7 separate regions of the Mus musculus genome follow, and all the other regions are linked to region 1. A link is a loop called in an ENCODE intact Hi-C map of the cell type or tissue named here. Cell type or tissue: heart. All regions are shown on one strand. Region 1 holds the start of Bbs10 (Bardet-Biedl syndrome 10 (human)). Region 2 holds the start of Krr1 (KRR1, small subunit (SSU) processome component, homolog (yeast)). Region 3 overlaps Zdhhc17 (zinc finger, DHHC domain containing 17). Region 4 has its middle 15 kb from the start of Krr1. Region 5 overlaps Osbpl8 (oxysterol binding protein-like 8). Region 6 holds the start of Osbpl8 (oxysterol binding protein-like 8). Region 7 holds the start of Nap1l1 (nucleosome assembly protein 1-like 1).

Region 1 (4,000 bases):
TTATTTTAATATCATAATATTGATGTTCTTTTTTTTTTGTTTTGTTTTGTTTTTTGTTTTTTTCGAGACAGGGTTTCTCTGTGTAGCCCTGGCTGTCCTGGAACTCATTCTGTAGACCAGGCTGGCCTTGAACTCAGAAATCCGCCTGCCTCTGCCTCCCGAGTGCTGGGATTAAAGGTGTGTGCCACCACACCCGGCTAATATTGATAATCTTTATTTGAAAAAATGTCATGAACCATTTGAATGATGAGCCACAGAACCTCAGTTGAATTTATTTCCACTTTTGGCATGTTAAATATAGATTTAATTTTAAGTACTTCAGTTAATGGGTTTATAAAGTCAAGCACTAGCATTGGTCAGTTTTGTATGATAGGATGTAAGTGTGTTCTCACCTGCAGTGTAAATACAGCACACTGTAGAATTCTCTTAAGGTGCATAGTAAATGTATAGATAGTCACAGGCGGTTTTGTAATGTATACATTTCTAATCTATTATTCCTAACCTGTCATGTTTGCAGAGAGAAAAGAATTTTTCTAATGATCTGTAAAATTATGTTAACTTCTACAAGTAGGTATTCTAAATAAACTTTTTTAAAAGAGCAATCTGTGATCCAGTGACTCTTGATATAATGTATTAATGCATAATGTACTAAATTAATCCTCTTATTTTTTATTGTGTGTGTGAAAAAGATGGGTACAGGCTTGACAGGAATTTTGACAATCTCTAATATATGTTTTACTTGATACTTTATATTCTTTTAAAATAAGTGGAGTTTATACATATTTTATACATTAAAGATGAGGCTCAGCATATCTAAATGACCCCAAAAACTACACAGTAAGAATAAAGGCGGTCTGTCTTTCTCAGGTAAAAGCCTCCTGAATCACGACTACACAGTGCACTTGATTGTACTGTTTAAATGTTTGAAATATCCCACTATTTCAGTCTAAAGATAATGTCCAGTGATGAATGCAACCAAGAAAAAACACTGAAGCAGTATCATTAGACACTGAAATGCTGTTCTCCTCCCGGTCGTTTACTACTGAGTTATTGAGGAAACCTCAGGAAGGCTTTACTCATGATTTTGTCTTCCTTTCACCTCATTCTAACTTGTCCCTCAGAATCCTCTTGCCCGTGTGGGGTAAGGACACTGCTGTCAGTGTTAAACGTCATTGAATATCTATCTACAAGATCACTTTCCTGCTAACATTGACAGCTTTGTTCTGCATTCATTTCTTGTGGGTATGACAGCCTGGGTAATGATCCACCATGAGAATTTTGTGAGTAAATGACAAATACTTGGCTGTACTTCGAGTTAGAAACAGTACAAAAACTAACTTATCCACCTCGGAACTTTAAAGGTTTTTTTGGTTTTGTTTGTTTTGTTTTGTTTTACCAACTTGTTTGTTTTAAATGAGGAAAGCAGAGACAGATGGTCTCTGGCTGAAAGAAGCCCTTTAGCTATGAATCCAGCGCTCGTGCGCTCCCTAAAGCCTTTGTGTTTTACTGGGTGAAACATTTCTGCTTTGGGATGGTATACAGTACAAATGACAAATACAATTGATCATCGATGTGAATAAAAGGCAAACATCTACTTCTGCTCAAGTGGTTTAACTAGGTGGGGTTTCGTCCATACCTGAACACACACAAGGTAGCACACCCCAGCGGAAGCCACGAGCCTAGAAATGGCTATGCCCAAGCTCTCTCCGCCTGCCCTGCATTCTAAAACCGTTTGCTTGAAGGCAAGGAGAGCAAACTACACGGCAGGGGCACTAGAGAAGTAAGCTCGAGATGGGGCGGTAATCACGCCCCCGAGCCCGAGCCCTTCCCTGCAGAGACCTAGCGGTTGCAGTGGCCAGGGAGGCCCGCGGGACGTGAACCAGGAAAGTAAGGACGTCCCAGGACCACTCGAGTCTCCGCCCACCGCTGGCGGGGCTCCACCCCACCGAGGGGCATAGAGCTCTTCCGCCAATCGATGCCAAAGCTACTGCTCTTCCGCCGTTTTCCCCGCCTCTTCCGTTTCCGCCCTTCTGCGGGCCTGACCTAACGGAAGCGTTACCCGTGGTTCCTTACCCATGGCGTCCCAGGGGTCGGTGACGGCGGCTTTGCGGGTGGCCGAGGTGCTGGAGAGCATCGCGAACCGCTGCGTGGGGCCCGAGGGCGGCCAAGTGTTGTGTACGAAGCCCACCGGCGAGGTGCTGCTTAGCAGGGATGGAGGCTGCCTCCTGGAGGCGCTGCACTTAGAGCATCCCTTAGCCAGGTACCTCACTTCTCCTGCCCTCCACTAGGCGCGCATCTCCCTCAATCTCCCATCCCATCCTGAGGCCGTGGACCTGGATAAAACCAGTGTAGACATCAGAGAGCTGCCCAAACTACTAGTCCCGAGCCCCAAACCTCATCACGTGCACAGAACACTTCTTACTCTTTCCCCATCCCTGAATGAAGTAGTTAAAGGAAAAGTAAAGCAAAGCCTATATGTCAAAAGGACAATCTGTGTGCCTTATAGCTATGAAAATGTGGATTTAACCCAGAAAATCTGAGTTATTTTTTTCCCTTCCTATACAGGATGATAGTGGCGTGTGTTTCCAGTCACCTTAAAAAGACAGGAGATGGTGCTAAGACATTTATTATTTTTCTTTGCCATTTACTCAGAGGACTTCATGCAATCGGAGAAAAAGGAAAAGATTCATTCACTTCTGAAAATATTCAGAGCCATGAAAGGCATTGGAAAAACTGTTGTCAGTGGAAATCTATTTCCCAGGCTCTGCAAACGTTTCAGACACAAACCCTAGGTTGTATTGTAGACCGGAGTTTAAGCAGGCACTACCTGTCTGTCTTTTCTTCATCCACTGAAGGAAGAAAACTGTGCAGGCACTCGCTAGAGTTGCTCCTGGAAGCATACTTTTGTGGAAGAGTGGGAAGAAACAATCACAGATTCATTTCACAGTTGATGTGTGACTACGTTTTCAAGTGTATGGCTTGTGAAAGTGGGGTTGAAGTATTTGAGTTGTTGGATCACTGTTTTGCAGAGTTGAATGTTGGCGTGACAGGCCTTCCTGTTTCAGATTCTAGAATCATAGATGGCCTTGTGCTTCCCAGGGACTTTTCTATGTACTGCCCAGCAGATGGTGACATTAGGATGGTGATAGTAACAGAAATCCTCCAGCCTCAGTTTTCATCGGCTGGCTCGGAGTTTGTTCTCAATTCAGAAACACAGTTTCAGGCATCTCAGTGCTGGATCACGGACAGGACAAAAACAGTAATGAACCACTTGCGTGGTCAGAATGTAAAACTGCTCCTGACCAGTGTGAAGCAACCAGACCTGGTTATTTACTGTGCAAGACTTAATAGCATATCAGTGGTGGAGTGTTTATCAGCCGAAGAAGTTTCCCTTGTCCAGAGGATCACTGGTCTTTCTCCTTGTGTCCTACCAGAGGTTGCTTCACAGTGTGAAATTTCTGATAGTACTTTGGTGAAGTTTTGCAAGCCCCTCATCCTTAGATCCAAGAGGTATGTTCATCTCGGCTTGATTAGCACATGTGCATTTATACCTCACTCTATGGTCCTCTGTGGACCGGTTCTGGGTCTTGTTGAACAGCATGAGAGAGCTTTTCACGGAGCATTTAAGATGCTTCGGCAGCTATTTACTGACCTTGATCTAAATTACATCATACAAACCAAACAGCAATGTAACCCAAGTCCTCTTGCTTATGACAATAGCAGAGAGCGTAATCACTCACCAGAAACTGATAAGTATCAGGACATAGTAGCAAAGAGCAAAAATAAATTGGAAACTCAAACACATTTAGAAGTATATTCAGGTTTGGGGGCTTCAGATACAGAATTGAGAGCAGGTAAGCCGTGGTCAGCACACAAGAAGACACCAATAGCTCCATCCCAAACAGATGAAATGCTGAAGTGCTTGCCTCCAGAAAGAAGCGGGATAATTGATAACTGTGACCTGTCAATTGAGAATCATTCCACTGGAAATCCTACAGCA
Region 2 (4,000 bases), 670 kb after region 1:
CTGCCCGGCCTGTTTTCCTTTTCAAACCAGTAGTACTAGTCAAATCAGTGTGTTGCAAATATTTTCTCAGATTTTATATCCTTTAATTTTGTTAAGTGATTTCTTAAGACATTGGCTTCCTATGAGTGCTTGTTTGGTGTTTTTGAAACAGGCTGAGCTGAAGGTCATTATGTAGATCAGGTTGGCCTCAGATTTGAGGCACTCCTCCTGCCTCAACCTGTCAAGTACTGGGACTGTTGACTACTGTAGTCAGCAGAGCATTTTACCTTTTATTTTCATTCTTTACATACATTATATTCCAACCAGTTTCCCCTACCTCCACCCCTCCTAGTCCCCTCTCTCTTCTTCCCCAGATCCACTCCTCCTCTGTTTCTCTTAAAACAAACAAATGAAAAGCCTCCCAGGGATATCAACCGAACACAGCACAACAAATTACAATAAAGTCCCATAGCCTCTTCCCTTTTAAATTATTGATTTAAATACTTTATGATCAATGAGTAACAGACTCATTAAAATCTAGATGAAATTTATTCAGAACATGTGGGTGCCCCCCAACCTGATAGTTGTGTTGAATTTCCCATCTTCTCATCTTGATTTTAGAAGACTTTTTAGTATTTATTGAAATACTATTATGCTGTCAACTTAAAAAAAATAACAAGGGCTTGGAAGAAGTTGAAGTGAGGCCAACAGCCTCTTTCCAGTGAAAGGAACCCAGACCCACACACCCATGTGTGAAAAGCACTCTTTGAAAGAAGCTCGAAGCTCATAACCATTCAAACATAATACTAACTACATTTGATTCTCAAAGAGACTGGAATGGGTGCACCATTATGAGGCATCAGTTTGCATACAGAGAATTTCCCTTAAAATTTGTTCAAAACATAGTCGAATCCAGTGGTTACCAACCTTCCTAATGCTGCAACTCTTCAGTATAGTTCTGCATGTTTCTGTGATCCCTGAACCACAAAATCATTTCGTTATTACGTCCAACTTTGCTACTGTTATGAATTATAATGTCTATATACATGTGCGTTCTGATGGTCTTAGACGACCCCTGTGAAAGGTAGTTTGACCCTCTAAGGAGTCACAATCCACAGGTTGAAAACCACCGATCTAAGCACCTGAAGTATTGTTCTCAGTTTTACTAGGCATATGCGGGTACTCCTCTTTCCTTTATCTGGCTTATTGACCCATGTGCTTATTAAATATTTCCTGGAGGTTGGGGAGAGCATGGTCCAGAAGGAGAGGTCCTAGTGTGTTTTCAGACCCTGGTTACATCTCTTCACATCTTAGCATCTAATTTAGTGAATATATTTTTGTGCTAATATTTTTTTGCTGTTTTTACTGACTATATTCTAAGCCTTTTAAAGCTATGATGTAAGAATAATAAACAATAAAGTTTTGGTAATAGCTCCCTCCAGCCCCCACCAAAAAACCCCAAACATTTGAATGCTGAAGACCGGTGTGGTGGTACACACCTTTAATCCCAGATTCTGGAGTCATAAGCAGGAAGATCACTATGACGTTGAGGCCAGCCAGGTCTACATAGCATGTTCCAGGCTAGTGAAGGATACACAGTGGCCTCGATTCATAAACCCAAAATAAACAAAACAAGCAAGCAAACAAATAAATAAAAATAGAACAGAAAAGTCTTTTAAAACCAATCTGGAAGTTGAGAGATTTAAAATGCAAAACTCATGGTAGGTTTTCAAATGGGCTAAAGAGTGGTAGCAAAGTTTGGGTAGATTTTTGATACAATTCGCCATTTTCATTAGATTTCTAATCCCCCTCAAATAAGAATTTTAATAATTTCCCCTCCCTTCTCTCCCTCACCCTCACCCACCTCTCTTCTCTCTCCTCTCCTTCGCTCCCTTTCTCTCCCTTTCCTTCCCTTCCCCTCTCAAAAAAGAAGTTCCCACAGGGCTATACAAGTAGCTACAATTTAGAGCTTGATACAAGAAAACTACCATTCCCAGCGTGCAACACCGAGGTTGCAATGCATCCTGGGAAGGAAGTGTCACGCTCCCCCCCGTCCCCGCCCCATCGGCTTCCTGTTCGTCAGAGCAGAGACCACGCAGGTCTCATAGGGATTATCCGGAACTCGTTTTGCCTTTTACACATTGTAGCCGGCGGGATCTTAAAGAACAGTTCCACTTCCGGGGCCGCCGGAAGCAGTTTTGCGATGGCAACTTCTGCGGAGGCGCCTGCCAAAGAAGCTCAAAAACGTGACTCTCAGCCGCAGAAACAGAAGCGTGAGACCCAAGGTGAGGCAGTGCGAGACCCGAAGCCCGGAGCTGGCGGATCTCGAAGCATCTTTGTCTCTTTCTTTGGCCGCGCACTTGGGTTGAGCCTCTTTTAGGCTGTGCAGTGCCTGCGGTAGCCGGGGTAGCCGAGGGTTGCGGGTGTTGATGGCTGCGCCGGCCACGTGCAGCTAACGCAGTGTTTTTGCCAGCGACCGTCCCTGGCAAGTGTACCCGATGCGCCTTCTGTCCCCGGTAAAAGTGTGAGGACTCAGAGATTGTGGAAGGCGCGGCAGTTCTGCCTTGAGCTTTGGGGAGGGGAGGTTGAGAGGATGCGGATCAGGATCAGGTGGGAGAATCTTCGTGTCCTGCGAGCGCCGATGGTGATGAGGGAGGCGGACGGGGAAAGGTGGGGACGGAGCTCAATGGGAAGTTTTGTCAGAACTTTTATCTGATTATTAAGTTGCTAAATGACACAGCTCTCAGTCTTTAGCTCTAACCCCTAGTTTGATTTTTGGCTGCTCTAGTTTGATTGCTTCTTTCCGTTTTGATGAGAGTTTGGTTTTTACCTACCTTCAATTTAAAAAGAAAAATTTTTTTCTTTTAAAAACTAAGTACGTAAAATACGGCAGGGACTATAGACACCGGTAAAAGCTTCAAACCAACGCTTGAGGAATTGACAGGATGAGTAGACCATCTTCCTCAAGTTATCCATGTGCCAATCACAGATGCTATATAGCTTCCTTTCTGGTACCCGGAGTAATTCGTTCGAGCTTTCTGTCACCTATCTACAGCTATTATGATTTTTAACAAAACGCTTCGATTTTTGTCTCCTTTTGAATCATAGGAGAATGAATGGAGCTGTGTACTCTATGTATGTTGTCTGTGTCTTTAGCTTCTGATTCTTTACGATGCTGTGTAATATTTAAATTCCGTCGTTGGCGGACATTTGAGCTCTGCCTTCAGCTTGCTCTTGTAAGCACCTTTGTGCATGTCTTCTGGTAATGCCTCAGGGTCTCTGTAGGAATTTAGGATTGGAAACTCAATTGCAGGGTATCTTCAAGTTATGCTAATGCTACCGGAAGGAGCTGTGCCAGGTTTTTTTCTGTTTTAGGAAAGGTTTGTTTACGTTCAAAGCGTGAGGGTATAGTCAACCATGGAGGGGAAACTGGGCCAGCACAACTCTAATAGTTGAGATTGCTCATCGATCTAAATTTACAGTGATTTTTTTTGTTGTTGTTGTGTTTTGATTTTGAGGTCCTGGATGTACTTATATAGCTAGACTTTCACCCTAACCTAATAAGCAAGTGATATTCTTGGTCCTAAGTGGCCTTAGTTCCCTTCCCTTTCCTCTACTAGGGTTCACACATTCTGTCTTAGGAAGGTTTAACCCTGGGCCTGAGTTTGCTTGCTTGCTTTTTGTTTTGTTTTGTTTTGTTTTGTTTTTGTTTTTGTTTTTTTTTTTTTTTTGTTTTTCGAGACAGGGTTTCTCTGTGTAGCCCTGGCTGTCCTGGAACTCACTTTGTAGACCAGGCTGGCCTCGAACTCAGAAATCCACCTGCCTCTGCCTCCCAAGTGCTGGGATTAGAGGCGTGTGCCACAACCGCCCATGTTCCCAGTTTTTATAGGATTTTAGTTTGCAGTTTTTAAAAAGAAGGTATTGGAGAATGAGTGGTTTATGAGGACCCATTGTCAGGAGTTTGAACCAGAAGTGGCAGAGTGAGTGGAAGTAGAAAGTACATTTTCTTACCTGTGGCTAA
Region 3 (4,000 bases), 310 kb before region 1:
TGAGGCCAGTCTGGTCCACAGAGTCAGTTTTAGGACAGCCAGGAAGGGCTACATAGAATACCTATCTACAAAAAGAAAATTAATTACTTAAATTAAGTATTTGCCTACTGTACAATTTTTGAAAATGTCCTGTCCCCATACCTGGGAGGAGAAGAACTTTCCTGGAGTCCTGCGATTCACTTAACATGTTTGAGTTAGAGTTGTATATGCAAGACTAGATAGTACCCATCTTCTTACTTAAAGACAGCTGCCCCTTTCTAGTAGCACTGATTTGTGGCGTCAATGTATTTCTGACATTCTACAACTAACAGTCACACACAATCTTCTCCTGGGCTTCTCTGGTTTTGATGTTTAGATTTAAATACAACTGCAATCATTAGTGCTATTGACCAAATACTCCCATGTCTCAAGCACATAGATTCTACGACCCTGGCCAAGTGTGTGTAAGTGAGAGATCCCTATTTTTAACTGAATATGAACAACAAATATATGCCTCTCGCTTTCTTTGGGTCATAGACACTGGCAATGCTCTCAAGAGTAAAATAGTAATTCTGGGTCCAAAAGTAGCCCCTGCTTACCCTAAAGCGTGCATGGATCATGAACCAGTAACCCTTGAGCTGTCAACATTTCAGAGCTGAGACTTCAGCAGAACCTGTGTATCCTAAGGAGTATAGTCACGAGAGCTATGTATTTTGTAAAGTACCACACAGATCGATCTCTAGAAATCATCTTTATTTTTAAAAGGTGGTTATAACTAATATATGGCTTTGCTAATTTATGTTCACAGATTTCTTATATAAGAAAACTTTCTTATTCTTATATAAGCAATAACTTCTTATGTACATATGAGTATCAATATAAGAATATCTCTTTGAACAGTCTAAAGAACAATCTAAATTTCCTAAAAGTAGGTGGTACTGTTTTCTCATTTTCATGCCCAAGTACTAGCAAAAATTACCAAATTACCTATAGTAAACACTTTACCAGACTGATTCTAATCAAGGATTGTGTGGGGTCGGATTGCTTGCTGCAGGTATTGAGGCAGACTACCTTAGACTAGCTTAGCTCCCGAACTGCTTTTCTCTAGAGGAACCCCTGCTGGCCTTGCTCTGTACCCCCTCAGCACCTCAGTCCATCCATGCCTCTGCCTCTACTACTCTCTTCCTATGATCAGGCTTAGCACGGAAATGAGCACACTCAGCAACGTTACAGAATCTTCCATGACCTGTTTACTTTTTTCTTCGACTTTAGTATCTACCATTCTCCTCTACCCACACTACACATCTGTAAGCTGTGTCCTCCAAAATCCTTGCTGTCTTATACCTTAGCTCATGTTAGTCATCCTACTTAGAAGATGTCCTCAGGCTTAGGCCTTTAAATCCTCCAGTTCACAATCTGAGCATCACTTTAGCTCTCTGAGACACTCAGCTAGCTCCCCTCCTACCTGAGCTCCCTTTCTATGCAAACAAATCATCAGGCATTGTGTGAAAGAATTATGTTACTTCACCATCTCTTTTGTAACAAACCTAGTGGCTTAAAGCAACACAAATTTTTGTCTTAGGCTACTGGATCAGAAATCCAAAACCATTGTCATGAATACCTATGGAGATATTCAAGTACTTGCTTTCTCAACTGGGACATCCTGAGAGTTCGGACGTCTACTCCCTCTCCTTGAACAAACTTTAGTTAAGCTCTTTTGAACACTGAGAAAATGTCTCACTAACCAGCCCAACCTGGCTTCAAACTTGTGAACCTTGAGCTGCTTCCCAAATGCTGCTGGTAGTACAGGCTCCAGCCACAGTGTTCAGTTGCGCCCCTTTCTTGACCTAGTCTCCTGTCCTCATTTGGTTGCACAGCCCAAGTTTAGCAAGAATACTACTGGGTAAGTTGAGAGATAATCGCTTTAAATTCTTCAAAGAATCTTCTCTCGTTAAATTGTCTCTATATTGGGCAGGGTAGAGGTCATAAAGAGTTGTGGGGTAGATGATATCTACTTCGGGCAAGTTCAACCTCTGTCCTTAAATACAAGAACCCTTGTCAGTCCCATGCTTAGCAGTGTGATCCAGGGGGGAAAAAAAAACGCTCAGAGAAAGCGGTACCAACACCTACTCTACACAGGGCATCCAGGGTAAGCACTGTCACTCTGAGAATAATCAGCACTGAGATACATGGCTCTCCTTCACTCGATGGTAAATGTATTTCACTGCACCAATAAATCACACAAAAATACTGCCCGTTTATTCTTTTTGATACTGTGCTGGTTAGATTTTTTCAACTCAGGTAAGCACCTACTTACAGATAAAATGGCTTGGTTTCTTGAACTTTATTATGAAACTGCCCTCCAGGTGGCAGTACCACTTTATACCTTCACTAACAATACAAATGTTTTCCTCCCACTGAGCTTAGATTTATCAGACTTCTTGCTCTGGAGACCTGAAAACACCAAACCTTCACACACTTCAGTTACTATTTCCCTACAGCAAAACAAAGAAAGCTTGTCAAACTGGCCTGGGGACTTAGCAGCAGGAGGTCAGATTATCTTGACAAAGTGAGGATGCATGCTTGACAGGAGATGGCTTAAGAAAGGATGGACAGAACATGGAACACCTACAACTCTTCTAGGGAAGTTTTGTTACTAATAAGAGCAGAAGCCAGAACAGAAAGGAGACCTAAGGAAAATAATAGTGTTTGGTTTGGTTTCAAAACTGGAGAGAGACTTGTTTCCTCACTGATAGAAATGGTGTGGTGAGGCCACGAATTGGTGGGCAAGCAAAGCCCAGGAGTCTGTGTAGCTGTCATATGCAGCATCATATGTCAAATGCCAATGACAGAAATCAAAATCTGGATAAACTGACCTACATACTGTATTTATTAACTAGAATATCCATCATAAAGATGCCATTCTCCTCAAATTTATATATGTGTGTGTCTGTTTAGTGCAATTTCTATCAAAATCCCTCAAGATTCTTTGTAGCTACAGACAAGGTTATTCTAAATTGATATAGGAAGAAACCTGTTATCTTCTAAAAGTCAATTTTAAGAACTATTACAAAACAAAAGTTACCAGCATCGCATGGGGCTGGCTTAGTTTTAGACACAAAAAGACTCCAGAAACAGAAAAGAAAACAAAAACAAACCCTAAAAATTAAAACCCATGTATTTGCTCAAATATTTTTAACAATATAAAAGCAATTTAAGAAAAGAGTTTTTATTCGAGGCCAGCCAGGGCTACACAGAGAAACCCTGTCTCAAAACAAACAAACAAAAAAAACCAAACAAACAAACAAACAAAAAAAGAGTTTTCGGAGATGAATGGGAATCCATAGGCAAAATTAAAATTAAAAAAAAAAGACCATTTTTTTAAGATTATTTATTTTATGTATGTGAATACACTGTTGCTGTCTTCAGACACACCAGAAGAGGGCATCAGATCTCATTATAGATAGCTGTGAACCACCATGTGGTTGCTCGGATTTGAACTCAGGACCTCGGAAAGATCAGTCAGTGCTCTTAACCACTGAACCACCTCTCCAGCCCCAATCAACCCAATTTTTCAAACTCAAATTACATAAAAATCAACTCAAAACTTATTACAAAACTAAATGTTAAAAAAAAAAAAAGTATAACCTTTAAAAAGGCAGTGAGACCAGGCATCTAAAGGCTAAAGATTTCAAAGGAAGGAGCATACTAGTCCACAACGTAATCTGGACCTTTGTTTTCTAGCCTCCAAACTGGGGAAGGGCTCTCCACAAGTAAACCGTCTGGTCTGTTATTTGATCCCAGCAGCCCTAGTAAACTAGTGCAGACAGGAGATACTTTACCAAAGATACAGGAAGGAAGATATACAGGAGAAAGGATATTTACTATCATCAGCCACTTCCCGAGTGGCAAACATCACAAACTACAGGGTGGGTTAGAAGTGTCCAAGGGTGTGGTTGCCATATCAGTCCTGTAATCCCATCACTCAGGACACTGAGGGAGGAGATTGCAAGTTCCTGGT
Region 4 (4,000 bases), 660 kb after region 1:
TAGAAGAACACCGAAGTGTGTTTCTGTTGTACTGTGTGACCACCATGTGGAACACAGAACTGAAGAGCTAACGCTATGCATTTAGTTCAGGTTAGTTTAGTATCTGCCTAGTTAACACCAGCCATTTAGTTTAGGTTAGTTTAGACTCGGCCTCTTCTTCCCCACATGTCCACATGTAGATAGGAATGATGTCAATCATATTAAAGCCTAATGCTGTTTGGGTGATGAAGTTGTTGTTAGATATATTTTCACAGAATGAATCAATGACAGAACTTATCATTCAAAATATACTAATCAGGCCACAGTAAAGCCCAGTGGGCCCTGAAGTGAAACAAAACCAGAACAGAAAGACATGAAAGTAGGATGGGGACTTTGTCGAAGGTTGATGGCAGACAGAGGCAGATAAGAGAGGGTGGGGGGACAAGAGTGGCAAGAATATATTATACAGACATGTGAAATTGTCAACAAATAAAGTCATAGTAATTTCACAAAATCAAACAAAAAACTGTGATGGTTTGTATATGTTTGGCCCAGGGAGTGGCACTATTAGAAGGTGTGGCCTTGTTGGAGTAGGTGTGTCATTGTCGGTGTGGGCTTTAAGACCCACACCCTAGCTTCCTGGACGCCAGTCTTCTCCTAGCTGCCTTCAGATGAAGATGTAGAACTCTCAGCTCTGCCTGCACCATGCCTGCCTGGATGCTGCCATGTTCCCACCTTGATGATAATGGACTGAACCTCTGAACCTGTAAGGCAGTTCCAATTAAATGTTGTCCCTATAAGAGTTGCCTTGGTGATGGTATCTGTTCACAGCACTAAAACCCTAAAACAAACCTTTATTAAAAAATATTTAAATGCTAACCAACACGAGGAAGAGATCGTATTTTTTGTTTCCTCAAGTCACCAGAATGTCCAAGGCTGTCTGTCACTGAGGTCACAGTAGAGGCTGAACAAAGAATCAACACTGAGCTAGACTAGAGGTTCCCGTTTGCTCGGTTTCTGACTTTCTCATTGCCCCCTTTCTCCACAATTGAGGAGCATTCAAGCCCATCTTGTGTGTGAATCTATGAGCAGAGAAGGAGAGAGATTTCTAGGAAAATATTGCATTTCAGAGGAGACGTTGGGTACCCTGGAGTGATAAATAGATGGGAGCCTGGGGTGGAAACTAAATCACACAGATGTTCTCGTTGGAGAGCTAGAAAAGGTAAGACTGTGCCTGTTGCGATCACCCCTGAGGGACCGTCATGAGCTGCCTGGCTGCTGTGGAATGTGCAGCTTGTCTGAATATTCTTCATCCTCAGACCTTAGCCAATTGGAGTCCACCGAGGGAGTGTGTGGTGGGGATTATTTTTGTCCTAACTATCTTTGGACTCTGCTGTCTGCCTTATGCTTTCAATACCTTACTTTTTGAGTGCCATTCCCATGGCTTCAGAGTTAATTTTGTAGTTTCATTCCGAATAGAGATGTTGCTTAAGATCTGGAGGGATGGAGAATTTCCTGTGCAACCCCCCCTCCCCACCCCCCCGCCCCTCCCCACTATACAGAATGCCTGGTAAGAGGTGGACCGATGTCAGGCAGTAGCTGGTTACCCAAGGTAAGATGTGCTACAGAGAGAGGACTCACCTGTTGCTGTTTCTAGGTCTAATTGTAAACCCTGTGCTCACTGCAGGATGAGACACCACAGTTAGCAGTGGTGATTTTGAAACATCAGTTATGTTCGGGTATATTTACAGAGCATGAGGGCTCCCCCTGGTGGTGATAAAGAGAAACTCAGACTCCTTCCTCTCACAGAGACAGACAAGTGAACTGAACATAGTGATTTCGTTTCCCTTTAAATTGGGGTCTAAATAGGTGGAGCTTGACCTCAAGGCGGAGGTTCTCAACCTGTGGGTCACGACTCCAAGCCCATCAGAAGACACAGGTATTCACATTATGATTCATAACAGTAGGAAAATTGTAGTTATAAAGTACCAATATAAGTAATGTTATGGTTGGGGTCACCACAGCATGCGGAACTGTATTAAAGGGTCACAGCATCAGGAAGGTTGGGAACCACCGGCTTATGGTGATTGTGATAACTGATACACTGTCTCTGTATCATTCATTTCAAACCACTAGGCAAGCCAAGTAAAGTTTATTGGGTATCTGTTGAATCAAGCATCAGTAATTTGTCACTTCTTAGCCCATAAACATGTTATTGATAAGTTACTTCTCCATCAGTAAAATGAGCCAACTCAAGCCAGATTAGAGTATATAAAGGCAGGTTCATTGGGAAGCCATTCTCAAGAGGCTTCATTAGTCCCAAGGAACTAGGCCATTGGGAGAGCGACAGAGGGGAGGGGGGAGAGAAAGAGAGAAAGCATGCACAGAGGGAGAAGAAGATGGAGACCATAATGTCTAGATTATGTAGGGAAGAGCTTCTGGGGAGGGGAAGCCCAGCCCCTGGGCTGGAAAGTTCAGGGTAGAGGGCTGGGTGTGCCAGGTAAGAACTGAGGGATGCTGGGAGATCCTGGAGGCCAGGTTCATGTTGGTTTGTAAACTACGCACCTCAGCTGTTTGTCCCAGGTCTGACTCCCAACAGTTATAAGCATAAGTAATGACACAATCTACCAATTTTTGCTTTTGTTTTCATTTTACAAAATTATCTTTTATTCCATCTTGTTTTTCAAATTTTCTGCCAGGTTTCAGGGCAGAGCTCACCACTTACCTCCTTGTTAGCATGGGATTTTTCAGTGTTTTCTATAAAAGACGTTGCAAGATTGGCAAGTATATCTATATAATCATATATGTGTTTATGTAATACTGGATATCACATCTATAGGTTGTAAAATAACTCAAGAGTTTTGGTTCCTTTTCTTCGTCAGTCTCTCTCTTTGTCTCTAAGGAACTTCAACCACTATACTAGTACATTCACTATACTAATGCACTTGTATAAAAAATGGCGAGTCCTGGCGAGTTGTTTTGGTATGCATGTGGGGGTCCAGCTGTGGTTTCACGTCCTCCACTTCCTCCGTCTTGGGATGTCCAGACATTGCTGCACACTGGGCTGGAAGGGTGAAGAAGAGTCCGGAACCAGTGGGGATCTGCAGAAAGAGGTGGGGGAGGGCTTTTCCAAGGATCTTGGTGTTACAGCTCTTTTAGACAAAGACCTTCTCTAACAATCTTCAATAAAACAGCTCTCTTAGACAATCCTAGCTTGTGTGCATACCTTTATTTGGGGCGGGCTTATACATATACACTTCATTGGGGTGAACAAGGGCTATATATAGGAACATGGAGAATGTGAAGGGATTCTTGAGGTGAAGTTCCATTGGCTGAAGTTTAAAGTACTGGAAAGTCCTCATTGTGTGGAGAGGCATTCCAGGAGTCCCAAGTACTTGCTAGGCGGGTTCTTATGGAGAAGGAGGAAGTTGAACTTGTAGGTCTGCCAAGGACTACTTGACCTTCCACAGGCACAGGGTATGGTGGGACTGGCTCCCCAGACAAGGGGAGGCCTTGCTGGTAAAGGGAGTCCTCCAGTTTGCATCTAGCTCAGAGGAGCTATCCAGCCATGGTAGACCTTAATGAACCATGTTTCCCCACAAGTTGTAATAGATGTTCTGTTATCACCAGTGAATGCTGACCAAACAAGAAATTTATCTTAAGGAAAGAAGAAGAAGAGGAAGAAGAAGAAGAAGAAGAAGTCACCATTGAAAGGAAAACACATTCAAATTGCCTTCTAGCCACTGTGACCTTTCATGTCCCCTGATTTACCTGAAATCAAGTAGCTTTTGTGATGAGAGACTACATTGTGGTGAGGCCTGGTGAGTTGTTGTGGTATACATGTTGGGATCCAGCTGTGGTTCCACATCTTCCCCTTCCTCCCTCTCAGGGTGTCCCAGTTACATCCAGGCACTGTTACCTAGATACTCATGTCTGTACACCATACACATGACAGAGAGAGAAAGAGCAGTGGGGAGGGTGAGGGGGGCAGGAAGACTGACAGACAGACCCTCAGAGAGAG
Region 5 (4,000 bases), 73 kb before region 1:
CCAGTGTGGGTCCTCTGGAAGAGCAGCACGTGCTCTCTCTAGCCGAGCCATCTCTCCAGTTCTGACTCACACACACTTTAATCTCTGACCCCTTTTAATCTCCTCCGTCAAGCCTGCTGTCTGTAAGGAGGACCTGAGCACATGAGTTCATTGTTAGCGGAGCTCTGTCTGTGAAACGCAAATCTGTTCATAGAAGAATAGGCATGGCTTAGCATCTGAAGAAAAATAAACGGAGACCAGAATATGATATCCATAGCTGCTCAACAGCTACCAGGCTAGGGAAGTTTCTCCAAGGAGATGACAGAAGCCTGCAGCAAAGGCTCCCTCGCCTTGTTTTGTCCCATTGTATTTACCTCTGTGCTCGGAAACCGGCCAATCAGGGGGAGGTTTAGGTTTGGTTTGTGAGGTGCTGGCTACCTGAGAGCTCTGTGCCTACTAAGGGAGCCCAAGTTATGCTGTCAGTTAAAAGAGTTTCTAAACAGAGGTCTGCAGCTATTTTTCTGTTGTCAGTTTAAGTTCTTCATTAAAGAACTGAGTCTTCCACTTGGCGTGGTAGAACATAGGCGATTGAAGGAGGAGGACTGTGGGTTTGAAGTCAGCCTAGGATACTTAATGAGGTCGTGTTGGGGTGGGCAGCATGGGATGTGCTTTTGACTTCCTAAAGGATTAGTAGCTGTAAATTATGCTTGTCTTTAGTCAGTCCTAAGAAAATTATGTCTGACTTAAAATTTATCCTGGGGTTATTTGTCTGACAACTGTTTCTCTTTTTATTTTTGCCATTGGTTTAAAAATGATCTATTTTATCGATGTCTTTGTAGAACCTATATCTTGCTTGACTTATAATATTCTAACACTAAATCTCTGTAGAGTGCTCTAATGGTGTGTATAACTAATGCTTACTAGTGATTGAGTGTTAGGTACTTGTAAAGCTTTCCATTTAAAAGGGTAAGTAACCACGAGTGAGCTTAGATTTCTGAATGGTCCTTCCTGCTGCTTAGCCCTCTCTTGAACTGTAATCAGGAGAAACGTTTGCTTAGAGTAATTGTAAAGCAGCGTGCTTTGGTGATTCTGCTGTCTCTTCGTAGCTTCACTTCCCCAAGTTTAAGCAAATATCTGGTATCACCTAAGCCAAGGTTTAAGTGTTATTTTGTTTTGTTTTGGTTTTGTTTTGGGTATATAGAAGGAAATGCCTTATAAATTATGATGATTGAAACTACTGTGCACGTGCCTCCTACTCACAGACTAACGCTGTTCTTCTTGTCCTTTTGTCTTGCTGCTGCTTCCGTCCGTCCGGTGTTTGCTTCTCCCTGGTTTGGATTGTGTGTGTTTGCTGCTCAATTCCTCTGCCTTAAAAGCTTCTTGGTGATAGCAAAGATGTCCTTGGGCCATCAAGTAAGTAGCTAACGTTGGAATGTCATGTTTTAAGGACGCAATAATATTGTTGGTGTTACTTACAAATGAAAAATAGTGTTTCAGTTTTGCTTGTGAGATGCTCAGTGACCAGTGTTCACCTGCTGCTATGATCTGTGTGAGCCACAGAGTCTGTACCTAATCACAGTCATCCAGAGCAGTGGCTTGCACCCTGCAGGGCCAGACCACCCCTTCACGCTCCGGAAAGCAAGAGCTTTACATAAGATTCAGGACAGTAGCAAGATTACACTCATGAAGTAGCAATGAAAATAATTTTATGGGGGCTGGAGAGATGGCTCAGAGGTTAAGAGCCCTAACTGCTCTTCCAGAGGGCCTGAGTTCAGTTCCCAGCAACCACATGGTGGCTCACAACCATCTGATGCCCTCTTCTGGTGTATCTGAAGACAGGAACGATGTACTCATATAAATAAATAAATAAATAAATAAATAAATAAATAAATAAACAAACAAACAAACAAATAAATAAATCTTTTTTAAAAAAATAGGTTTAAAAAGAAAAAATAATTTTATGGCCAGTGTCACCACAACACGAGAAACTGTATTTTGGAAGCATTAGGAAAGTTGAGAAACCACTAAGTTAGAAGCTAATTCAATATTTAGTAAGACCTCCTTCTTAAAAAAAGGGACCTATTTACTGCCTTTTGAAACTGAGAAAGTGTTTTCATTTATAGAATTTTAATAGAGTAATTGGATTGTCATTTTTGTTTGTATTTTGGAGCTTTTTATGAAAGCATGTTTTATTTTAGAGATCTAGAAACCCTTTAAGATAAATTATATTCAATTTACTGTAACAGATTTTGCTGGTTTTGTTGTTGTTTTCTGGATAGGGATGGACATTGTGGTGGCTTTTGAATAAGCACAGCAAATAAAACATGCCACCTCAGATGGTTTTAGTCCATTTAGACAGTGACGGGAGCAGCTGACATTAGAAATCATAGCAGCACTGAACTGAACAGTGCTTCCGAGATCAGTTCATTAAACCCTGATCCTCCAGGGTAAGCCTGAAGCTCGGCTCTGCAGAAGCACGGTCCACTGAGGACTGCTAGTACTATGCTAAGCACTGAGAGCAAAGCCTAACAGAGTAATTACAATTTTATTCCATCATAAATTGAACAGAGGTTTTGATTTTTATTGAATGACAGACACATTTGAAACTAATTTCAAAGTTTGTATTTATATTTAGTAGTCACCTCACTGTTGCAAGCCATCTCTGTGCTCTGGGCCTCATTTGGGGGGGATTCAAAGAAAGGGAATGAGCAAGATAATGGCAAAAGTTCTTCATAATGAGGTTTCAGGTGCTGTTCTAAAGAGAGGGCAAATGGTGACATGAATGTGGTTACATGGTCACGTAACAAAGCCATAATTTCTATAATTAATATATATGTATATCTGTGTATATATATCTTTGGTCTGTGTTAGTTTTTTCTCTCAAATAAATTAGAAAGAATATTTAATTTTTTATAGAAAGCTAATTTAAAGTAATACACTATTTCTTTTAACTCACAGCAGTTCGTTCTTACAATATGATACATATTACACGCAATATTACCAGGTAGTGGAAAACAAAAGTAGAAGAACATAAATCTCTTTGTACACATTTTTTATTATTCCAAGAATATTTTTAAATCTTAAAACGCCTTACAGATATCACTAAATCTTACTAGTACCTTAATTTTATATAAGAAAGGCTCAAATCTTCAGGGCAGTCAGGCGGACTTGCAGATTACCTAGGTATCTTATGTTAGCTTCCATGCAGCAGAAGAGAAATGCCAGAAGTTGCAAACGCCTTTAAAGTTTGACGAGTTGCTGAGGGTGTAGGGAGGGTGATCGGTTACCTGGCACAGTAACTGTTAGCAACTGTTATGTTATGCCAGTGTGCTTGCTGTTCAGTGGGAGAAGCTGCCCAGCAGCTGCATGCACTATAAGTGGAGCCAGCAGGGGGCACTGTAGTGTCACCATTGGCAGGTGAGTCACTTGTTAAGAAGCTGTGCTGCCACAATGATTCCTTTGCCAAATAGCTTTTCACTTATTTAGCAAATAGTTATCAGTTGTGCCAGTGTAAACACACAACAACAAAGTCATTGTACTTTTTAAGCTCTGTTCAGATATTGCACTGTTATAGACTTCCTGTAGGGCACTACTAATTTGTGTTATGAAGAGAAATGTTTATGAACTAGTTGAGACAAAACACACAGGAAGATGGGCTCTCTGTCTTACTGTAAAGCAGTCTGAAAAAGAGGTTGCTTGAGAGCTGGGCATGGAGACACAGGCCTGTAATGCCAGACCGGCAGGAGCACATGAGGTCTCTCCACTTTGGGCTCTTCTTTGGAGAAGCACGTAAACACTGGGACGGAAAGGTGGGCAGAACTGTTTTCCTGTGTATGTAGTGGAGTTACTTAAACACATGCCTGTGTGTACTAACGAAATGCACAAACATGCTGTAATCGCTTCCTTTTCTCTAGCTTGTGGCTCTCCCTAGACATGATGACTATGTTGTGGGTTTTTTAATCTTTTATTTTTTGATTTTTTTTTTTGCTTGAGAAGGGGTAAGGATTTGTTTTTAAATTTT
Region 6 (4,000 bases), 130 kb before region 1:
GAAACAGCCAAACAGCCAAGAAGGTATATTTTTCTTGTTATCTAATATTCTAGGAAAATTGTTTAAATATATTTAACTGCAGGTCACAGTAAGAAATACAATTTAAATAACAACAAGGGACATACTTTTACCCTGATTATTTGTTTTTAAATACAGGGTCTCTCTAGGAGTCTATGTAGTCCTGAACTTGCTATGTAGAAAGAACAGTCTGGTCTTAAACTCTACAGAGATGGGCTGTTATGGCCAGCTACTCACAAGGTAACTTTTAAAAAAGATTTATTTTATGTGTACGGGTGTTTTGCTTGCATGTGCATGCCCTGTGCCTGAGGGGGTCAGAAGAGGTGGGATTTCCTGGACCCACCAGCCAGCACATGGGTGCTGGGAATAGAAACCAGGACCTGCAAGAACAGGTACTCTTGACTGCCTCATCTCTCCAGCCTCCCACGAACTGATTATTGCTTGGTTTAGATATTATGCATTCTTATCTTTTAGATTATATCTCATTAAAACCCAATTCATTAAAAAATGACATTGGCTTTTGTTAGTCTGAAAAAAACAGCATTGCTTCAGATAAGTGACATTTCAATCTGCTGATAAACTGGAACGTTACCGCCATCACATAACAATGTTTCCTGCCTTGCACTGCCTCAGCACTCAGAAAGGAGAGAGCCAGGCAGCTCTCTGTGAGTTTGAGACCAGCATAGCCTACAGAAGGAGTTCCAGGACATCTAGGGTTACACAGAGAAACCCTGTCTCTTTGAAAAACAAAACAAAACAAAACAATCAAGCAAGAAAAACAAACAAAACAAGAAAACAATAAACTTCCCTTATGTTTATGTAAAATACAAATATAATTTCTTAGGTTTCTTAACAGAAGAATGTGGCAGAATCTTTCCCTCATTGGAACAGTCCTTCATGACAAAATCTAATTGTTTTTCAAATGTTAACATAGCTGCATCAAGATGTGTTTTAAAGATCAGCGGCCTGGCATTATTTAACTGAGCAGTAAATTGCTCTTTCTTTGGGCAACAAAATGGCCACGTCTGCAAATTTTTTAGAGCTGCTATGAAATACATCAGTAACAGGCAGAATCCTATGGCCTACTTAAGTATCCAAACGATCAGAATGTCATCTGATTTCCTGTCAAGAAATGTAATGGAAATTGTGTAAAGTTAAAAAAAAAATTCTTGGTTCCAGAGTAGAAGGATAAAGGAATAAGGAATTGAATTTTTATCGTAGAGAATGGCCTTGTTAGAGGCAGCTCATTCCTCCTTCTGCACTGTTAGGTCGCTTTTCTCTTCTTCTGTATTGTAACTGGCTTTCTTCCAGTGATGAGTTCTGCCCCTTTCCTCTCCACAGGATGGGGAGGGATTTCTGGGGTCATGGTTAAAAAAACAAAAAACAAAAAAAGCCAAGAGTTGAGGTACAAAACAACAACAACAACAACAAAATCCGAAGAGTTAAATTAGGCTTTCTGTTCAAATTGAGAGGTACTATCAACTTGCCACGTCGCTAAAACCGTCACCAACCTCACTGTAAAACTTCATGACTGTAAAAGCTGGCACCCAGGATTCTGAACATGACTAGGAACAATAACAAGAAAGCCTGCTAGGCTATTTTCATCCCAGCGTGACTGAAGTCTACATCTCAAACCTCCTGTGAGGCCAACAGCTAATGAGACACCACAGTGAACGTGTCATTGGAACTTAGGCAGCAGGGACTCCTGGCTGCTTCTCAAGCCCCAATTTCTCCTGGCAGCCTCCTCTGTGGGCCCGGCCAGAGGTCGGGAGGCGGGTCCTGCCCAGCGAGCACTTCAGAGACCTGCGGGTAGCCGGCCCTCCACCCCAGGGCTTCCTGAGAGGGAACCTCGAGGGCGGGGAGGGGAGCGGAGGGGAGGTGACATGACAGCTCGCCATCACCACGAGCTGCCAGCAGCTGCCTCTGCGCGCCCGCCCAGCAGAAGCTACCCGGGGACCGCCTCCTTGCGGCGTCACGTGACGGGAAGGGGGCGTGGCCCAGGCCCGGGCTGGGGGCGGGGCTGCGAGAGGGGCGGGCCTTGGGATGTGAAGGCTGGTGGCGGCTCGCGGCGCCCAGAAAGGCGGTGTCAGGGCGGATGACAGCATTCTGCTGCGACGCGCTCCCAGCTGGGCGGCGGTGGTAGCGGCAGCGGCAGCGGCAGCGGCAGCCGGGGCGGCAGCGGCGTTCGACTCGGCCACCGCCGAGAGCGGTAGCGGTAGAGAAGGAAGAGGTTCCGCCCTGGCCCGCGGGCGGAGGAGCCCGAGTTCGCTCGCCGCTCCGGGCCGAGCCCCCGCCGCGGCTCGCCTGTGCTCTCCGTCCGGGCTGGCTCTCAGTTCCCGCGGGCGACCGCAGCCGAGAGAAGTTGAGGAGGGGGGGTCCCACCGGACACTAAGGCCCCGGACTCCGGCGTCCCTGTGATCCCACGGAAGCCTGCTCCCTGCGGGCCGCCTCCTCTGGGGCTCCGCATCGGTGAGTGGCGCTCAGCCCGGTGTTGGGGAGCAGCGGAGTCGTGCCTTTTGGGGTGACTGTAGTCCCTCAGTCCTACGTTCTGAGCTCGGGCTGTGGGCACTCGTGGGTACCCCGCGCCGCGAGTTCCCCTCCTGCCTCTCCTTTGTCCCTTCTGAGAGGGAGATTGGCAGGGCTGGCGGGGGTGGCGTGTTTTTTGGGGCCCGCGGTAGGTGCGTCTGCAGCGGTACAAAGCCCAGTGGGGACCTGGGATGGGGGCGGGGGCGGCTCGGCGGCGTTCCGGGTCCCGAGTGTGTCTGCCCCTCCCGAAGTTTGACAGGGCGACGCCGGGGCTCGCCGGAAGCCCCCCGCGCAGGGGGTGAAAACCTGGCGCTTTGTCGCCCCGGGCGGTTAAGGCAAGGCTTGGGGTTTTCCTGTGACAGCCCCTGAAGAGGTTGTGCCGCTCGCAGGCGGACCGCACCCGCCTTTGCAGAGACTGTCGCGGTGTTCCTTAAACCTCAGCTCCGTTGGCCTTCTTGCCACACTGGAGAAAAGGCGGTGTCTTCGTTGCACTTTTTTTTTTTTTTTTTTTACGTTTTGTTTGCGGCTAAGCTGTGGAGAGTGTAATCAGGTTCCAGGGAGTTTCATATGGAGCATGCTTTTGCTTCATTGAGCAACCCACTCAAGACCGGCTGATGCGAAGCAACAGTAGATGCAGATTTTCCATTCACTAAAGTCATTTAACACTTCTTTGTGAGCGACATCTGCGTCGTGAAACATAACCTAATTTCATTTTAACTAAATGCCGTCTGAAATAAGTTAACTTGGGTTCGTCTCTAAACAGATGGGAACACTTATCTGACGATAGCATATCTGCTTTCAATAACTTAATGAAGTTTGTGCCTTTTTGCTGCTGGAAGACTTAAGTAACAGTAGTATTAGAATACCTTGGGTTAGCAGGGAATTCTTCAAAGTAATTTCACTGTAAACAACCTCAAATTAGTGCAGCCCCAAATTAGTGCAATTAAAGGTCTTTCAAGATAACCATTTAAAATAGTTTTTGCCTCTTGAAGAATTCCAGAGAACAATTGAGGTATAGGTAAATTGCTTGTTACGCTCTCTCTTCCCCTGGGGTTTCATCTAAATTTGATCATGCCGAGAGACTGGGATCAGTTGCTGTGCTTGCTAGAACCTGTTTTGCAGTGAGATTATTAAAATGCTGGTTTTATAAAAACAGGTTTTATAAAAGGAAGGGAAAGGCCATGCAATTTAAAATGCACTCTATTAAAAGACCAACTAATTTCTAACATGTTGCTCTTTCTTTTGGGTAGCAAGTATGTACTCTGTCTTTTGGTAGCAAGAATGACTGCAGTGTGCTTGTTCAAAGTGTTAGCAAAGGGGATAGATGAAATTTAAGACCTTCCTAAAGCTCTTTAATTATGGAGATTACGTTGTTGCGGTCAAATTCCATGTGAACAGTTTGAGCCCCAGAGATCACAGAGGTGCCTAGAAATGCTGTTTAATTAAACCTGGACAT
Region 7 (4,000 bases), 170 kb after region 1:
GGCAGTTCATGTTGGTGTTCCGCTTGCGTTCTCTTTCCTATTCAGTTCAAGACAGCCCATGCATGGATGTCACCAACCCAAAAGAGGAACTTCCCACTTCAACGAGCACAAGTTAGAGACGCCCTCACAGACACACCCAGGTTTTTCTCCTAGGTGCTGCTGTATTGATATTGGCTGCCACACAACTCATTTCATGATGGAGGCCTGGGCTTGACATTTTTTTTTCCGAAACGTGAATTCCATGACTTGGCAAAAGGAGGTGATCATTTGAACAGTTCTGGATTCGATCCTAGATTTCCCATGTGACCTTGAACAACTTGACTAATGCTAATTACAGACATTTTAAAGTTTCAGGGAAACTAATAGATGTCCCAGGATCTTTCCTTTAAAAACAAACAAACCAATAAGCAAGCCCCCAAAAAACCTTTGACAAGTCCAAAAGCTTTGCTTAGCTTTAAGATAGGGTCTCACTACGTAGCCAGGCTGCAGTAGAGTTGAAAATCCTCCTGTCTTTATCTCCAGAGTTCTGGCTTAACTGGTGTGTGACACCACACTCCACTTTCCCCCAGAGACCTTTGTGTGCATTCCAGATACTGATAGTTATCTTGTTGGAAATTAACAGTGATTTTTTTTTTTTTTCTGCTACAGGGCCTTAAATATTCCGCGCTGACCTGGAACTCTCTATGACCCTAAATTCCTTATCCCTGTGCCTCTATCTCTGCAGGGGTGCAACTCCAGAAATGAAGCCATGTGTGGGCTATGTGATGCTGTGGTTTGAACCTGGGGCCTTCATGCATCTTAGGCAGGCACTCTTACCAAATGAGCTACATCCAAAGGACTCAAAGAGTAGTTATTCTTTCACTAAAATACTAGCACATAGCCTTTTGTATGCACATACTACTTTTTGCCAAGTTCTTCCATGCCTGATTTCACAACAGATAACCAGATTCTCCTGTCTGTCTGTTTGTATTTCCAATGTTGCCCTATCTCACGACTTGTAGTGTCTGGAAGACTCCAGTGAAGGCTTGTGGGAGGATGGGAATGTAAAATGTAGACAGTGCCTTAGTATTATAGACAGATTAACCTCCCACCATAAAGACCACACTTGGAGCACAGCTGTTTGATTTGACGATCTCAAATTGTGGCACATAGCCACTCTCTGAAAGATTTAAAATCTGATACCTGCAGGGCCTCACTGTGGCCCTACCTAAAAAACAAAACCCCAAAGCACCAAACATAGTTAACAGAACAGGTGATTTGTAGTCAACTGAAAAATAGCTGCAAGATTTCATGAGCTTAAGGGTTGATTTACTTTTTCAGGAAGATGAAAAATTGGTATGCTGATTATTTTCATTATAAAGCAGTAATACGCAAAAATACGCTCTTTACTTCCATCAAATGAACTAAAGCAGAGATGAAGGGTTGTGTATCAGGTAAACGTGATGTGGAACACCCTAAAAGGCGTAGAGGCGCCCCGAGTTAGAAGCAAAACCAGCCGAAGACGCTGCCGCGGTGGTCACAAGAAAAGAGTTGTTAGTTCTCAGCTAGAGTGGGAAAATGGTTTCAGAGGAGAAGGGGGTGGGGAGAGGGGAGAGGCGTGCTGGGATTAGGTCTGGATGCGGATGGGAATCCTAGCCAGGATACTGCAAGCCTGCCACTAGGCTGTGTCCCTAACCCAGGCGGGCAAGGAGAACCAGGAGCGGGACCTATGGGTCGTCGCTGTGGGATTGGGATTTCCATCGCAGCGTAGAAGGGAGAAGAGATGGCGAGCACAAGACCGCCACAGGCGGGAAGCCTAAGGTGCCGGGGAAGAAGGACGGCTCTGTAACCAGGCAACAAGGCCCAGGCCCGCCTCCCGCTCCCGTTGCTACGCAACGCCGAGGCCAGGGGGAGGGCGTCGGAGCAGCCCTACGTGCTGACGCTAATTGTATATGAGCGCGAGCGGCGGGCTCTCGGGTCTTTTTTAGCGCCATCTGCTCGCGGCGCCGCCTCCTGCTCCTCCCGCCGCCGCCGCTGCCGCCGCCCTGAGTCACTGCCTGCGCAGCTCCCGCCGCCCGGCTCCGCGTCCGAGCCTCCTGGAACGGTAACGGCTGGGGGCCGGGAGGGCCGGGTGGCGGGGGCCTGCGAGGTGTCGGGCTGAGGCCGCGGGGTGAGCGCTCCGGAGCGGCCATGCGGCCTGAGGGACCCCGGGGAGCGCCGGCGGCTGCGGGGCGCGCGGGACGGCGAGGCCGCGGGAGAGCGGAGGAGGAGGAGGAGGCCACGCCGCGGGGCGCCCTGGGTCGCCCGGCCGCCTCTGCCTCGGTGGAGCCCACCGCGAGGGCAACCCCGGCGAGGCGGGCCGCGGGGATGGGGGACATGGAAGGAACGGTGGCCGCGCGAGTTCCGCCCGCAGGGAGGGGCTGTGCAGGCCGCGCGGCCTCGGCGCGCAGGAGCCGGGGCACGTGGGGACCGCGCCGCGGGCGGCCGGAGACCCCTGCCGGGGCCCACCCGACACCTCCGTCGGAGTTGGAGGAGGAGGAGGGGTCGCCACGAGTACCAGTCCCGCCACGGTCTCACCGGCTCCCTGGGTCTTCCTGGAGGGAACTGTGCTAGCGGATGGGAGGATGGAGGGGCGAGCAGCCTCCACCGCCAGGGTTATAAGGGGTTAACACGTGCAAAGCGTTCAGCCTAGCTATTTTTTTTTTTTTTTTTTTTTAACAAAAGATCTTGTTTTGTGTCTCACAGGTACAGTTAGAACTTCGATGGGTAACGTGGCCGGGGTATATTTGTGTGGAGAGACTTAATCCTAGTCTCCTTAAACCTCCAGATGGTTCTGAGACGAAAACTAAGAAGGGCTGGCTTGTTGGGGGTGGGGAGTGGGGTTCGAGTTTAATAGACCAACAGCGTGGTTCTTCCCTTCAGGCAGCACCCCCTCCCTCCCCCCAGAATTCTCACTAGGGATGAAGTGGAAGGACCATGGGGTGGAACAAGGCATTAATAATATACTGACCAAGCTCAGTGCGCCACATTTCTGTAAAGATCTCAGGAGTGGCATCGGAGGGAGGGCGGAGACAGGTCCTGTCCAGAGGGCAGGGCTTCCCAGACTAAAAGGATGCACCAGGCATACAGGCTATCTTCCAGGGCTAACTACTTCAGACTGTCTCCTGTCTCTAAATTCCAAAATGAGAAACGTTTTAAAGACTTTCCCAACACCTCTAATTTCAGGAGAGCCAACATAAAGTTTACCACTTTTGAAAATAGACGCCATCAAAACACCTTCCCAAACTTAATATCCAAAGAATACTTTGGATTAGAGGAGTGCCTAAAATTTACATTTTTTTGTTTTTTGATTTTTTTGGGGGGGGCGGGATGGGGTGGGGGTGGTGGTTTCCAGACAGGGTTTTTCTGTGTAGCCCTGGCTGTCCTAGAACTCATTCTGTACACCAAACTGGCCTGGAACTCAGAAACCCACCTGCCTCTGCCTCCCAAGTGCTGGGATTAAAGGCGTGCACCTTTAATTTTAAAACTACCAGTAAATGGGAGGTTTCAGTGGTCTTGGAATTCTTATCTTCAGACTTGTTTATGGTTGAAGTGTCTATCCCAGATTTAAACTGTACAACTACTTTAAGTCTGGATTGGAGGGATTTAATCTAGCAGTAGTGGGGACTTAGACATCTGTCATCAAATCTTGACTTAATAGATGTTCTTCTGATGTCAGCATTTAGATTATTAAATAGAAGTTAAAACATATCAAGAAAAGTTTTGTCAGGTTTATCTGTTGCAAAAATACCTGTTCTTTTGTTTTTGGTCTTTGGCCCTATAATTGACAATTTAATACTGATTGTGGCACCTGACTTGCCCTTTCACGAGATTAAAAACAACACTCTTGGCAGAGCCAGTGTGTCTAAAATTCTATAGTTAATTTCCTTATTTGCTTGCTTGTATTGGCTTTAGGTGACATAGGCCAATAAAAGAAAGGGGCTAAATAAGATCTGATAATGTCAAAATACATTATTTTGTT

The links. A loop is a pair of places that touch in the nucleus more often than their neighbours do. Peaks named below come from ENCODE experiments on the same cell type or tissue, not always from the same donor. Only the 100,000 strongest peaks of a DNase experiment are listed, where the experiment ranks them.
Region 2: it touches region 1 in a loop (4-fold over the local background); 10 of 42 quality-filtered maps call a loop at or near these places.
Region 3: a loop joins it to region 1, with 2.2 times the contacts of the local background. A loop is called at or near these places in 2 of 42 quality-filtered maps.
Region 4: a loop joins it to region 1, with 3.0 times the contacts of the local background. A loop is called at or near these places in 11 of 42 quality-filtered maps.
Region 5: it touches region 1 in a loop (2.4-fold over the local background); 8 of 42 quality-filtered maps call a loop at or near these places.
Region 6: a loop joins it to region 1, with 5 times the contacts of the local background. A loop is called at or near these places in 3 of 42 quality-filtered maps.
Region 7: a loop joins it to region 1, with 5 times the contacts of the local background. A loop is called at or near these places in 33 of 42 quality-filtered maps.

Annotation. Positions count from the first base shown.
Region 1 is chr10:111,296,648-111,300,647 of GRCm38, forward strand. It overlaps Osbpl8 (oxysterol binding protein-like 8), which reads left to right. Exons shown (of 24, transcript NM_175489.3): 24 at 1-600. It overlaps Bbs10 (Bardet-Biedl syndrome 10 (human)), which reads left to right and starts at 2,032. Exons shown (of 2, transcript NM_027914.1): 1 at 2,032-2,260; 2 at 2,566-4,000. The coding sequence starts at 2,076. In heart, a CTCF peak has its summit at 2,267 (motif pointing left); a DNase peak (open chromatin) is centred at 1,974; H3K4me3 peaks cover 1,476 bases; H3K27ac peaks cover 1,492 bases.
Region 2 is chr10:111,970,611-111,974,610 of GRCm38, forward strand. Krr1 (KRR1, small subunit (SSU) processome component, homolog (yeast)) reads left to right here and starts at 2,085. Exons shown (of 10, transcript NM_178610.4): 1 at 2,085-2,264. The coding sequence starts at 2,183. In heart, no CTCF peak of the experiment used is centred here; a DNase peak (open chromatin) is centred at 2,081; H3K4me3 peaks cover 1,941 bases; H3K27ac peaks cover 806 bases.
Region 3 is chr10:110,987,565-110,991,564 of GRCm38, forward strand. All of the region lies in intron 1 of Zdhhc17 (zinc finger, DHHC domain containing 17), which reads right to left. Among named protein-coding and RNA genes, the nearest start is that of Zdhhc17, 21 kb to the right of the region's middle. In heart, CTCF peaks have their summits at 2,337 (motif pointing right) and 3,416 (motif pointing right); no DNase peak of the experiment used is centred here.
Region 4 is chr10:111,956,184-111,960,183 of GRCm38, forward strand. No RefSeq gene overlaps it. Among named protein-coding and RNA genes, the nearest start is that of Krr1, 15 kb to the right of the region's middle. In heart, a CTCF peak has its summit at 1,747 (motif pointing left); no DNase peak of the experiment used is centred here.
Region 5 is chr10:111,223,317-111,227,316 of GRCm38, forward strand. Osbpl8 (oxysterol binding protein-like 8) reads left to right here. Exons shown (of 24, transcript NM_175489.3): 3 at 1,356-1,392. Among named protein-coding and RNA genes, the nearest start is that of Gm51266, 40 kb to the left of the region's middle. In heart, a CTCF peak has its summit at 1,786 (motif pointing left); a DNase peak (open chromatin) is centred at 3,355; H3K27ac peaks cover 156 bases.
Region 6 is chr10:111,162,710-111,166,709 of GRCm38, forward strand. Osbpl8 (oxysterol binding protein-like 8) reads left to right here and starts at 2,093. Exons shown (of 24, transcript NM_175489.3): 1 at 2,093-2,487. In heart, a CTCF peak has its summit at 2,115; DNase peaks (open chromatin) are centred at 1,962, 2,732 and 2,842; H3K4me3 peaks cover 2,735 bases; H3K27ac peaks cover 2,635 bases.
Region 7 is chr10:111,471,269-111,475,268 of GRCm38, forward strand. Nap1l1 (nucleosome assembly protein 1-like 1) reads left to right here and starts at 1,959. Exons shown (of 16, transcript NM_015781.5): 1 at 1,959-2,083. In heart, a CTCF peak has its summit at 1,968; a DNase peak (open chromatin) is centred at 1,873; H3K4me3 peaks cover 2,284 bases; H3K27ac peaks cover 1,744 bases.